Regions from separate parts of the Mus musculus genome. Here region 2 is linked to region 1. Evidence: chromatin contacts called from ENCODE Hi-C or POLR2A ChIA-PET data. All regions are on one chromosome and are shown on one strand. Each heading gives the region's core, a stretch centred on a gene start or an enhancer-like site at or near the end of the contact. The rest is flanking DNA. Distances are from core to core; before and after follow the strand shown.

The links. Hi-C counts contacts between places; a loop is a spot of excess contacts on that map. ChIA-PET counts read pairs that join two places held with the same protein, here RNA polymerase II (POLR2A).
Region 2: a map of T-helper 17 cell shows a loop between it and region 1 (3-fold over the local background). The contact joins the enhancer-like site here to the promoter of Hmga1 in region 1. A Hi-C loop is called at or near these places in 2 of 37 maps with a recorded cell type or tissue (T-helper 17 cell and T-helper 2 cell). POLR2A ChIA-PET finds 5 or more read pairs at or near these places in 1 of 5 experiments (embryonic stem cell).

The regions. Positions count from the first base shown.
Region 1 is chr17:27,554,761-27,561,280 of GRCm38, reverse strand. It overlaps Hmga1 (high mobility group AT-hook 1), which reads right to left and starts at 4,707. Exons shown (of 5, transcript NM_001025427.3): 1 at 4,570-4,707; 2 at 1,578-1,748; 3 at 270-353. The coding sequence starts at 1,712.
Region 2 is chr17:27,823,649-27,830,867 of GRCm38, reverse strand. No RefSeq gene overlaps it. Among named protein-coding and RNA genes, the nearest start is that of Ilrun, 6.7 kb to the right of the region's middle. Within about 2 kb of position 3,732, at least 1 of the 3 ENCODE cell types and tissues checked has a DNase peak (open chromatin) inside an H3K27ac peak, as active enhancers do.

The DNA.
Region 1 (6,520 bases), core at 3,458-5,957:
ACGCACCCCTTCTCCCCCCTTCACAAGTGACTCAGAGGATATGAGTCGTGTGTTAAAAAATAAAATAAAAACAAGAACATTTTTGAGGCTGATGCCACCATGACTCTGCCCTCCCCACATGAACAAACCCTTCGTGTCCTTGGGATGAACGAGGGTGACATTCTCAGCTCAGAGCTGGCACAGGCCTTTACTCTCTGCCCACCTTGCCTTTTCCCAGACCTGAGAAGCTAACCCCGGCATCCATGCAGGATGTCCCCTAGGAGGCTCACCCGGGTCTTGGCGGCGCCCTTATTCTTGCTTCCCTTTGGTCGGCCCCGAGGTCTCTTCGGAGTTGGCACTTCACTGGGCTCTTTCTGCAAAGATGTCTGGGAGTCAGGGAAACAGTACCAACCGAGCTGTGCTGGCCCCTAGGTCACCCCAACTTAGAGTCTGCAGAAGACGCAGCAGGCACACCATGGAGACTCCAAACTTGCCTGACACCCCCATCAGGCTCCTGTCCTCAAGCCTCTAAAATCTAAAAGTTTTATACCAAAGAAAGAGAAACCAGAGATCCCTGGGGAGAACTGTCACTCAAGCAAGGGAAACAGTTAGGTGCCCTGACCTGACTAATATTATGTTTCTGGTCTTCTGCAAAAGGCCCCACCCTGTAGCGGATCTCACCTGGTGGGGAACACCTAGCTAGCAGTGTCAGATAAATCAAGCATAAAGCAGTGGTCTGGCCCGGGCCATGATTGCTAGCGCCCCCCCCCCCCCCCCGCCCCCTGTCTTTGCATAGGAAATCCCTCTCGCGGCCTGAGTAAAATGCGTTGCTTCCCACTCCTGATCAATCCAGGCACCCAGCAAGCTGAGCCAGGACCGCAAACTTTCATCCAAACCCAAAACCCTCTCCACAACCAGGAGGCCAGACGGCAAGGGCACAGGTCTGCAGGAACCTTGTTCCCATGACCACCACCTGGAGACATCGGCTAAGTTCCATCACCCATCAGATTTTCCCAGCCAAGACAACCTGCTGAGGACAGACTCCGTCACCTTCGCAGGGCCACCAACAGCCTCTCCTCACTTGGGAGAGGGTGGGCATCTCCATTGTGAAGACAGACAGGCCAGGCGTTCAGGGACACCCCCCACCCCCAGAACCTCAATGTCTACTACAGAGCCAGGGCCTAAGTAGGTGGGTAAGCAAGCAGACATCTACACAGCCACCTGACTTAGGGAAGTGCAGAAACAGAAAGACCAGATGTAGAGCCCCGAAGGCAACTGAACAAGAGTCTGATTATTTGTTTAAAACCGTGTACCACCAGTCGAAGCCTGCCTGTTGGCTCCGTTCTGACCAGGGCAAAAAAATTAAAAAAAAAAAAAAAATTTTTTTCTTTAAGATAGGGTCTGGTCTTTCTGATTCTCCCACTTTTCTGGGTGAATGTTAAGACATGGCTGCCTTCACTGTGACCTTAGACACTGAGCTGGACACCTCTGGGCAGTAAGCATACACAGGGATACACATGCGCAAAGAGTCAGCTCTGACCCCCGCCCCCCCCCCCCAGCCCAAGAAAGGAAACAGGAGCAAAGCTTTAGACACCCACCTGACTCCCGACCAGCGCCGTCCCAGGACTCACCGGAGGCTGCTTGCGTGGCCTGCCCCGGCCTCGCTTCTCAGTCCCATCCTTTTCCTGCTTGGAGGCCAGGGGCTGGCTGGACTTTGAGCCCGACTCGCTCATTCTCCTTCTCTATGTGTGGGGCAGCACACAGTGAGTCTGGGGGAGATGCACGGAGACAAAATAGCAGTTACACAGGTGTTCCCTCCACCCGCTACCCCTGCCACACACACCCCAAGGGTGGTGACCTTGAGGTGTCACCCGGCTAGAGAGTCCCAGAGCGACCTGGGGCAAGTTGAGGCTTTTCGCTACCTTGTCCCTTAGTTAGGGGTTGAAATAAGAAGGGAAAGTCCCAGTCCGCAGCTCAAGCCTGAGACCCAGAGTAAATGAAGATCCTTAAGATCTATAGAGGGTGGCCATGTGCAGAGGGAGCAGCCGAGGGTCTTCGTGAGAAACTGGAGTTGTGCTTTGATAGCTAGCAACTACCTTAGGGCAAGGGCAGATTCTCAATAGACCCTTCCAAGTAAAAGACTGGGTAGCAAGAAGTCCTTTAACTGAGGTCCAGCACCACACGTGTGGTGTGTGTGTTTGTGTTTATTGGAAGACAGCCACAAGACCCTGTGTCCCGTACTTAAGAGGCCAGGAGAAGCTTTGGGCAGCAGCCCAGGCTGTCCTTAGCAAGGGCAGAAGTGAAGGTACAGGCTCCATGGCACCTGCAGAGCTACCTCACTGCCACAGTGGAGGACCAGGCTGGAGTTAACCAAGGGTCCATCCTGTACGCGGGGCAGTGCTCTTACCAAACAAGTTGCCCCACCCCCACCCTCTTTCCAGATTTGAGGCAACGGGATAATTTTGACCCAACGACAGGAAAACATTTTGAAAACTTTTGATTTCTAAAACACTTAACGGTTTCCTAATTCTCAAGCATCAAGAGACCCCAGATGGTGCGGACTCTGCTCATTATTCTATTACGAGATTTCAAACTCGAGACTCCTTTAAACAGGGTGGCTGGGCCAGCTCCCATCATTAGCGGCTTGGTCTGTTCTCTAATTACAGGCTGTGATTAGAACCTTACATTACACCACAGGTGTCCTTCAAACCAAACATCAAAATTAATCAGCTAATGAGCACTGACCTCACACCGAGGTCTGCTGGAGGCCCTTCAGAGGGGGCTCTTGGGGGAAAGCCTGCCCCAATCCCAAAGACCTTGCATGCATCTAGCTTGCCTGGAGATCCTGGCCAGTCTCCCGGACACTGTTTTGCCACCTGGTGCCTCCCCAATTCTTGCCGTTAGGGACTCTAAACCACCTGCTCTCCCCAATGCCCCCACTGAATTAAGCTTAGAGTCTCTGTCCAGCGAGGCCAAGGAAAACCTCACCTCTTCCACCTGTTTCTGAGCATCAGGGAGGTCTGGCATGGCCAAGTCACATTTAGGAGTCCAAGCCCCATGTGTCTCTCTTGGGCCTCCAGCCTGTCTCTCACACGGGTGCACACGCTGTGGCTCCTCAACGTTTCAGTAACTATGCAAGAACTACCAGAGGAGTAACATCCCGGCAGGCCTATTGTTAAGGGTCTTAAAGGGTCCCCCTTTAAATATAGAGAGAAGACCCCTCAATAGCCCAAGGTCACACAGCAACTTGGTAAAATGGAGGTTCTTGCGGAATGCTTACAGACCGCCACTTTGTTTACTGAGAAGCAGGTTAAGACCCAGGCGCCCTCTACTCCAGAATGAGGATGCCTTCGCTGGCGTCCCAGCCTGGTGGTTGTAGGCCGGCGCTTCTAGGAGCTAGGACGAGGGGGAGGGGCGCAGAGCCCTTTAGGCGCGGGAAACGGCGCACCCCGACCACATGCACCGCCACGCGGGTGCGCCCGGCCCCACTTCCTGCCAGAGGGGGCACCCAAGCCCGCCTTGGGGGCAGGAAACCTGGTGCGAGTCGCAGGAAGAAAAAAACCCCTTCCTCTCTCCATGAAAACCAAAGCGGGGGGGGGGGCAGAAACGGGGAGTCGAAGGGACTAGTTCTAACAGAACCCAGCAAAGCAGAGGAACCAGTTTGTGGGGGCGGAGGGCAGGCCTGGCCCTGGAGGTTGAAGAGGCGCGGGGCAGGGCCAAAGGTGTGTGTGGGGGTGGGGGGTGAAACCCCGAAACCCAGGCCCTCGCGATCCGGCCTCGTCCACGCACAGTACTACTCTGGGAAAGGCGGAGGAGAGGCCAGAGAGGAATCTCGGGTCGCCGGGCCCCTCCCCCGCACTTCTAGAACTTCCCTGGCTGAGGGGGGCGCGCGCCCACCTCCCGCCGCTGCGCAGCGCGCGCCCCTCCCTGAGGCCGGGCTCGCCGAGCGCGAGGTGCACGGGCGCCGCTGGGTGCACAAGCGGCGCTCGTCGCAGTCGCGCGCCCCCTCCCCCTCCGCGCGCCGTTCCCCGGGGTCTCCGCACCCCACGGTCGCAACCCGGGCACCCTCAACCTGGGGACCGGAGGACGCGGCGCCCCGCGGACACCCACCCCGGCCCCGCCGCCTGCGAGCACAGTGCGGCCTCCCCTTTCCCGCGGCCCGCGCAAGCCCGGGGCCTGGGAATAAAGCGGGCAGCGCGCGCCGCAGGCCCCCCGGGCGCGCCGCGGACACTCACCGCGAGCTCCGCAGGCCGCCGGCGGGGCGCGCTCGGGGCTGCCGGGTGCGGCGTGGCTGGGCTCAGGGCACCGGCCTGGGCTCTGCCGCCACCGCCGCCGGTCGCAAATGCGGATCTGAAACCGGGAGAGGGCAGAGGCGCTGAGACCGCTGCGTGCGCGCCGCCCGGGCCCCCGCCGGGGATGTGTGTCACATCCGAGCTGGGGCGAGGGAACACTGACGGATCCCGCTCCCCTGGAGGATGGCGAGGGGCAGGAAGCTGGGCACGGCCCGTGCGCGGCCTCAATAAATAATAATGTGATTAGATTCTAGACCTACAGGAAAAAAAGAAGCCACCCGAGCGGCGGCGAACTCACGCCTTCTTGGAGCCGCGCCAACACCAGAAATAGCCCCGACTCGGAGTCCCAATTAGAGGAGCGCAGCCCCGGCTCAGGGGAGCTTAAAAAGAGCGACCCAGGGGCAGGGGGGACGGGCCCGCCCGCGCCAGCCGTGTCACCGGGGGGCGGGGCCATGCAAATGAGCCCGGGGATTTAAAAGGGCGGCCGCCCGCCAGCTGCCGCCGCCGCGCGCGGGTAGCTCGCCACTGTGCGCGCGGTTTCCGCGGGCACGCGCGCCGACGGCCCTCGTTTCTCACAGTTCCCGAGCAGCCTGGCGTTGGAGGAACCGGTGACGGCGGCCCTGCTGTTTAAGTGGGGACCCGGGGACACACCTACAGGAGCCCCCCCGTGGACTCCGGCCTCGCGGGGAGGCGCGCGCTGACGCCTGTGCCCTCGGACGTCCACGCGTACCCTAAGGAGCTTCTCGCGGCCCGGACGCCGCCCCCCCCCCCCAGCCCATGTCGAGGGCCTCTCCTTAATTCCCCTCTGCCACCAAGCAGGTGACGGCGTGTGCGTCTCCGGAGGCCTCCAGGCGCGTAAAAAACAAAGTCTTGTGAAACCCAAACGTGAAACTTGGCCAACGCCAACGGTTTAAATCTAGTAACGGCCGCCACCCAGGTGCAGGCTTCAAAGGAGCCGAGCGATTGGCCGCCTCGCCGGGACATCGCGGGGAGGAGCCACGGGTGGCCAGCTGCTTGGTGTTGAGGAAGCACGAGGTCCCTCTGGTGTGATTCCCCGCCCCCGTGACTTACGACTTAAGACAAGGGGCGCCTGGAAGCCCCTTGAGGGCAGGGGTTCGAGTTTCCCGCCTCTGGGCGCCTGGGTCAACAAAAGACTTGTTGCTGGGCCGGAGGAAGCCTAAGTGGGAAGATGGCGGGCGGTGGGGCGCGCCCTGCAGGCCGGGCGCGGGCCCTTGGACGCACCTCCCCACCTCGGTTCCCCGAGTCGGCCTTTCCACACCTCTCGTGATGCAGGGAATCGTAATTCGGGCCCAGTGACACACGACTGTGACTCATAACTCTGTTCCCCTTCCTCCGCGGTCAGCCCTCTCCTCGGGGGGCGCGCGGGCGGTGGAAGGGTACGCGGGGGCCCAGCGTGCGCCCGGCTGGAGGCGGGGTGGGAGCCTTGGGGAGGCGGGCCTCCCAGTTTCAGGAATGCCTCAGGAATGTTTCCGGTGGGGGGTGGGGAGCGCGGCGGGCCCGGCTACCCCCCACCCCCCACCCCCGGGCCGTAGGATGGCGCCCTGGGCGCAGGGCAGCACGTGCTCGGTGGGGGTGGGGCGCAGCGGTCAGGCGCGGGAGGCCACGGCAGGCCGCGGGTCCCGGACCAAGGTCCAGGTGACCCTCAGTTCCAGGGGTGCCCCTGGAGAAGGAGGAAGTCATGGAGGGGCGTTCCCAACGGGTGGAGGGGAGCCTAGGGCGCCGGGGCAGTCTGGGGGAGGAGCGGCTGCCCCTTTGTGTGCAACCGCCGTGGGGGCGGGGCGGGGTGGAAGCGCGCCGCGCCCTCCATCTTTGTGCCCCGCGAGCCGAGTTGGCTGGAGGGGCTCGAAGTTGCTGCGAGCTCTGGGGACCTTCGTAGCGAGGTGTGGCTGAGCAAGCTGCCAACTCCCACCAACGCCAGCCCACATCCTCCCATGGTACAGGTCATTGCCAGCAGCCTAGGCCACTAGGCCCTTGCTGTGGTGTTGAAGGGGGAGAGTTTGGGAATGGCCCCGCGGGCCCTTTTCCTCCGACGTAGTAGTGGCCCCTGGGCGGACACTGCCTCTGACCTGTGTGTACCAGAAAAGGATACCCTTCCTTCCTGGATGGGCTTTCGGAAAGCTTCGCCAATTGCTTGGCCCACTTCTAGTAAACTGGCTTGATCGTATTTTTCTGCTTCTTTTCATCCTGATATGCTCACCGGCCGGTTTTGTGTCTTGTGTTTTTGTAAT
Region 2 (7,219 bases), core at 2,483-4,982, 270 kb before region 1:
GTCTCTGCCAGTCTTAGGTACACACTGGAATCCTGAAGAAGTAGGCTGGAATACCAGTGAAGGAATGGACCTGCTAGCTAAGGCAAGAACAAGCAGGCAAACAGCTAGGCTTTCTTTTTCCACCTTCCTTAAATATGCTTTCAGCAGGAGGTGTGGCCCAGATTAGAGGTGGGTCTTCCTGTCTTAAAAGAACTAAATTAGGGCTGGCGAGATGGCTCAGCAGGTAGGAGTACTGACTGCTCTTCCGAAGGTCCTGAGTTCAAATCCCAGCAACCACATGGTGGCTCACAACCACCGGTAATGAGATCTGGCGCCCTCTTCTGGCGTGTCTGAAGACTGCAACAGTGTACTTAGATACTTAGATATAATAATAAATAAATCTTCAAAAAACAAAACAAAAAAAGAGCTGGATTAAAGGTGTGTCTGCCTGTTTCAAAGATCTGCTTTGGCCGGGCGTGGTGGCGCACGCCTTTAATCCCAGCACTTGGGAGGCAGAGGCAGGCGGATTTCTGAGTTTGAGGCCAGCCTGGTCTACCGAGTGAGTTCCAGGACAGCCAGGGATACACAGAGAAACCCTGTCTGGAAACAAAAACCAAAAAAAAAAAAAAAAGATAAGGCAGGCAGGAAGATAAGGCACGCAGGATGCATGGGGTATACATAAATATGTACAGGTAAAATACCTATGCACATAAAAACTATACACATAGAAAGAGAGGGGGTTTCTCTGTGTAACAGGCTTGGCTCTCCTGTAGACCAGGCTGGCCTCACACTCAGATCCACCTGTCTCCGACTCCTGAGTGCTGGGGGGTAAAGGCGTGCACCATCATACCCATCATACCCAGCCAATAAAGTAAAAGTAAGGCAGAGAGCAACTGAGGAAGTAGCCCAATATTCTTCTCGACCTCTGCATGAGTATATACTCATGTATCCCCCAAACAAAACACAACGACTTCATATATAATTTGTAGTATGTTGTTGTCTAAATGTAACATTCAAGTTCTCTTGGTTTGATGAACTACCAAGTTTGGGAACACAATAAGACACAAGGCACAGATTATAAATCAAGTTGGGAATCAACTTGAACTACAAACAGCGTCTACTGAAGCCTGTTCTTTAGTGGTGCCAGGGACTGGGCCCAAGGACCTGTGCGTGCTAGGCCAGCCCTCGACCACTGCACCGCATTTGCAGAGCCACAGAAGACTTCCCCACTACTGTATGCTAAGATTAAAGGCATGTGCCGCCGCCGCCACCCAGCAGAACTCCGACCTTCCCTATGTGACCCCACCCCTGCAGAGACAAACACAGCTCCTAGTTCTCTGAGTGAGAAGTCCCTGGATCCTGAGCTTCAAGCCTCTGCCTTAGTGGCTCACATCATGTGGCCTCGTTCAGAAGTCCCTTCTCTGTCAGACGGGAGTCTAAGCTGCCTGTGCCTCTGCTCAGCCCATGTCAGACTCTGCTCGGCTCTGCTGCATCTGTTGACGGACCCTGAGCTCTTGGACTCTAGAGCTTATTATATCTGTCTCAACTCCTGGTCCTGATTCACTTCACCCTCACCCCAGTGATCTCTGTGGATCCTTTTCTGCTGCTATCTGCTAGGTCCCAGGAAACCCTGCCTCAAACCCTGTCTGTCCAGAAGGACCTTAAGCAGGTCCCCTTAATAGCATAATTCCCAAGGGAGTATATACTTCTAGTACCCCCTGGAGTTATGAAAGCCAGGGAAGTTTCACATACCCAGGGTTATTTTTTTGTTGCAAGATATTTGATCACACTGTGTACTCACAGAGTGTTATGATGAGGCACAAACCTTTAATCCCTCTGGCTTGAATATGGACACACCCTTAGCACACACCTTTAATCCCAAACCATGAAGGTAAAATTCATAGAAGGAAGCATGCATGTTTGAGAGTGATGTCTAGCTGAGTGGCAGACAAAGTGACAAATCAGAGAAAGATTTGACAAAATAGGATCTGCCCAACTCTCACAAGTAGAGAGGAAAAGGAAGCCATTTAAGAGAGCGGTGCAGACAGAGAGGGAGAGAAGGATAAGGCAGTTTTACTGGGATAGTTTTACAGAGACAGGGTGGAAAAAAGAAGGCGCCTCACAATGAGAAGGAGCCAGAAGATTAGAACAGATTGCCAGAGTTAGGACGAGGGCAGGCAGAGTAATTCAGGAGAAGGGGGAGTGGGGGTCAGGGAGGGAGAGAGGAAGAGAATTGAATCAGTCAGCTTGGAGAGGAGTTTCAACCAGAACACCTGAGTTGAATCAGTCAGCCAGAGCTCAGAAGAAGAAAGGGTGAGCTTATTCAACAGTAAGTCTCAGAGGCAATTAAAAAAATTTTTTTTAAATTAAAAAAAAGAAACAAACAAACAAACAAAAGAAACAATCAATCAATAAGTCTCAGGCTGAAAACATTCTAGGTCTAGATTGGATTGTACAGAGGTTAGAAGCTTCCAGGACTAGACCTAGGTTAGCAGATGGAGGCAGTAAGCCTTAGAGATAACAATTTCATCAGGCAAATAAAGGATACTTATATATATATATATTTTTAAAGTAAGTAGGGTGCACATCTAGAGTGGCCTGGCAGAGAGGGATAGGGAGGCTGCAGTTCTCCCCTCAGGGCTTTGATTTCCACCCAATACAACCTGACAGGACAATAAATACACAGACCTTTAATCCCACCCAGCACTCAGGAGGCAGAGGCAGGTAGATCTCTGCATCAGAGGCCAGCCTGGTCTACAGAGTGAGTGCCAGAACAATTACACAGAAAAACGGTGTCTCCAAAAAAAAAAAAAAAAGAAGGAAAAAATTGAAATCAAGAGTGTCATATTGTCATCAATATTAAAGTGTCATCACAGAATAGCCAGGACCACATAGACCCTGTCTCAAAAACTAAACAAGAGTGTCTTATTAGCCAGGCATGGTGGCCCAAAGGTTCCGGGATACTATGAAAGAGGAGCCAGAAAGATTGTTTAAAGCCAGAAGAACAGAGAGTTTGTTGTGAGACTGTTTCTCCTAGGAACGTCAGAAGCCATAGCAATAAAGTCTCAGCAACATGGCTGCCTGCACAGGAGCCCAACAAGGACAATTGTCATGCTAACAGGATGCCCGAAAGCCCACAAGGCCCCAGCCCTACACAAAGAATAAAGGCAAGGGACTCCTAGCAGAAGCGATCTCCCCTGGGAGAAGCACAACACCAAGTCATACGCACGAGTACACAGGCTAGATTGTACTTAGGAATATATAAGTATACATGTACATATGTGTACATGGCAACAGCTAATGAAAAAGGACGAAGGGCTTAGACTAAACTAAACTTCAGAGGAAGGGATGGGAAGTAGAAATTATGAACACAATTTTTTTTATTTAGATGGAGAAAAAAAAATCGGTTTTAATTTAGTACTGAACGTGTCTCCAACATATCAAATCACCCAAAATAGGATCCACATTACAAGTTACTGCAGAATGTACTTAGTATAGGAAGAAACTACCTCCCTGTTGAACTGATTTGCATAAATCTCTTATTTGAAACATTAAATAAAAAAACAAAGGGCACTATCATAGGAGTCAGATTTCAGACTGAAGTCATCAGGCCACTCCCACCCGTCCCCGTTGCTCCCTCCCAGACTGAGTTAAGGAACTCTGTTGACCAGCTGTGTGTTTTTTACAGTCTCTAGTGTGTCATCCTGCCCGCTACATGGCTCCTCCGCGGCACATCACTTGGTGGGGAACTCCCTAACGTGCTCAGAAAGTATATAAAAGTCCAGGTCAGACGCTTCCCATTGATCAGGAGATTTCCTTGAAAGCTGTCTCTGGAGCCTCTTCACCCCCCCCTCCCCTCACTTCCCCTCCCCTCCCTTCCCTACCCCTCCCCTTCCCACCCCTCCCTTCCGCCAAGTGGCCATCTCCTTTCTTTTAAGCTTTCTCTCTTAGTGAGGTTCCTCTACGTGTTTTGTTTGTCTGAAGACGGGGTCTCCTGTGGTCCTGGCTAGTTTAGAACTCTCAGCCTCTGCCTCCCAAAGTGTCGGGATTAAAGTTGAGCCCGCAGAGCGGGTTCATCCCCAGTCTTTATTTATATATATTTTATGTATATCAGTGTTTTGTCTTCATGTACACTGCACACCAGGGATGGCATCAGACCATAGTGAACTGCCATGTGGGTGCTGGGCATTGGACTCAGGACCTTCGGAAAGGCACTGAGTGCTCGTAACCAATGAGCCATCTCTCAAGGCCCCTCCTCAGGTTTTAAAGAGAAGCCAGCGATTCCTAAGACAACCTTATAGCATCTCTGTAATGATGCTGTTTCTCAGATGCTCTCCCTCCTCTAGGCCACGCCCGTGCCCTGCCCACCATGGTTATGAGGTTCCTCTCCTATAAAGAGGAAAAAATCTGAAGGGAGATTCGAGATTCGCGTGCTTTCCTGGACCCGAGATCTCCTTTTTCTAACACAAGGTGGTGACACCCCACAGTTGAGACCAGCTAGTTCTACAAACTCACATGATAGAGCAGAATCGAGACTGAAAGCTGGAGAAGGCAGAAGGGAGGGGAGGAAAGTACAAACCAGAAGCGGATACATGCCCAACCTCCCTTGCCACGCCCACCCCCCTAAACAGATACATGCCCAACCTCCCGTGCCACGCCCACCCCCAAGCAGATACATGTCCAACCTCCCACACCACGCCCACCCCCCTAAGCAGATACATGCCCAACCTCCCGTGCCACGCCCACCCCCAAGCAGATACATGCCCAACCTCCCACTTCCACCTCTTATTCTCGGAAATGATGACTCTCTACAATTTGTACAAGAAGAGTCTCCTAGCAGAAGGTTACTAAGGCAAGGTTGTAGTGCCAGGCAATGGTGATGCATGCCTTTAATCCCAGCACTTGAGGGGCAGAGGCAGGCGGAATTCTGAGTTCCAGGCCAGCCTGGTCTACAGAGTGAGTTCCAGGACAGCCAGGGCTACACAGAGAAACCCTGTGTCAAAAACCAAAAACCAAAAAAGACAGGGTTATAGGTGTCTTTGCTACTTTGTGGGTTCTTCTTTCATCCACCATTTCAAACCCCAAACACTAGATAAGAGAGAAGAAAGGAGAGAGGGGAAAGGAGAGAGATCCCTGAAAGTGGGCGGGCATTATCATCAGACTACTTCCTGCTGATCAGGGAAGTCGATCTAACAGTTCCTTGGGGCAAGTTTGATTTTCACCGTTAGTGTACAGGCAATTCCTCCTGCCTGCTCTCAGGGACCTAGCAGTTGCTTATGTCCTGACCTGCCACTGCCCCAGGTGTGACATATGTGTGCTGCATATAAAACCCACTTTTTTCTCAGCAGCTTGCTCGCTCTTTGTCCCCAGTGTCCCCTTTACCTGTTCTCTGTGGGTACACTTCCTTCTCCCATCCTGCTCCCATTTGTCTGTCTAGCTGTGCACTTGTCTGCCTCCATCTCTTTCCCTTGTCCCCTCCTCCCCCCTCCTCTAATAACCCTCGTTCACAGTAGGTGTGGCTTACTTACTCAGGGGCACACCTTGTCGTGGGTACCCCCTCTCCACATTGTATTCCATAACACACCAACAACAACAACCCTGCTTCTGGGGCCCTAGCATTTATATATGCTCTCAAAAGTCTCCAGAATTCCAAATGTCACACAATCGCAAAAAAACTCTCTTCAGCTGACAAAACCACACCCCCTGCATGAAGCAAATCCTAGTCAGTAGCCAGTGGCTGTGGGCAATCTGAAGCAGCCCCATATCCTGTGAGCTCTAACTTCCTCTATTCAGGCAGAGGACCAGAGGGCAGTCCCCAGGGCCCATGTCAGGTAGTTAAGAATTGCCTGTAATAGTTGCTTATGAACTCTGCAAATACCTGTACTCATAATGTATACACACATACACACACACACACACTGTGTGCAGACTGACTTTCAAACATCACTAGCCTCTGAATAGCTCCTGTACCATGGACTTGTTCCTCAAACCTCCTGGAGGCCGGGTGTGGTGGCTCACGCCTTTGATCCCAGCACTCAGGAGGCAGAGGCAGGCAGATTTCTGAGTTTGAGGCCAGCCTGGTCTACAAAGTGAGTTCCAGGACTGCCAGGGCTATACAGAGAAACCCTGTCTCAAAAAACAAAAAAAAAACCAAAAAACAAAAACAACAAAAAAAAAAAAAAAACAAAAAACAAAAAGCAAAAAAACAAAACCAAAACAAAAAACAACAAAAACAAACCAAAAACAACCTCCTGGAAACTTAGACCACACCCAGTCCCTGTCCTACACAGTCCCTGTCTTCTGCACAACCAATTGTAATTACTGCCATTTCCAAAGACTTTGTGATTTAAAAAGCTCAATGTACTACTGGCCCTTAATACTTGCATGTAATTAAAATGGTATAAAAAGCAGATTGGGAAAATTAAATTTGCCTCATGCTACAATGTTGTCTAATTGTCTTTTTTTTTTCTTTTTAATCCTTCCTCCCTCTCTGGAGAACCTGTTGACTGACTGAACTGGCTTGGTCAATAAAAGCTCAGAGCACATTTCGGAGATTGCTTGAATCTGGAGATTTCTGGACTCTAATCCTAAATCATTCCAAAGAATATATTTTGCTCTTGGCTGGCTAGGTATGGGGGTAGTGCATACTTATCATTCCAGCACTTGAAAAGCTGAGGCAGGAGAATCAGAATTTGATGGTAATCTGGGCTGTATAGTGAAACTCTGCTTCAAAACAAATATATAAATAAATTTTATTTTTACATTTAGTTAGGAGTTCATGTGCATGTGCGTGCGTGTGCCTGTGCATGTGTATGTGTGTACACACATGTCAGGAGTCAATCTCCTGTTCTTCCATTTGGATCCAGAGAATGCACTCAGCTCATCCAGGTTTGGCAGCAGGTGCCTTCCTTCATACACTAGGCCATAACCAGGTTTTAAAGGAAAATGTAAACCAGTAATTTGAAAAAGCGACTTTTAAGAAAGGAACGTTAAGTAATAATAAGTAGAACCTCCAAGAGGTCTCCTTTGATTGACAGTACTTTGAGAACTTTACTAAGGCCAGAAGTACAGTGCCAGAAGTCAAGACTTGGATTTCTTTCTGGCTTCCAGCAAGGGCAGAGTCGCTGACTAATCTCCTACCTTGACCTCTCCAATTTAGAAAGAACAGAGAACAGAGAAACACGGGCTTTTCCCAGCTCTGAGGTTGCTGTGTGTTTTCTTACCCTGTGTCATCTTTTTG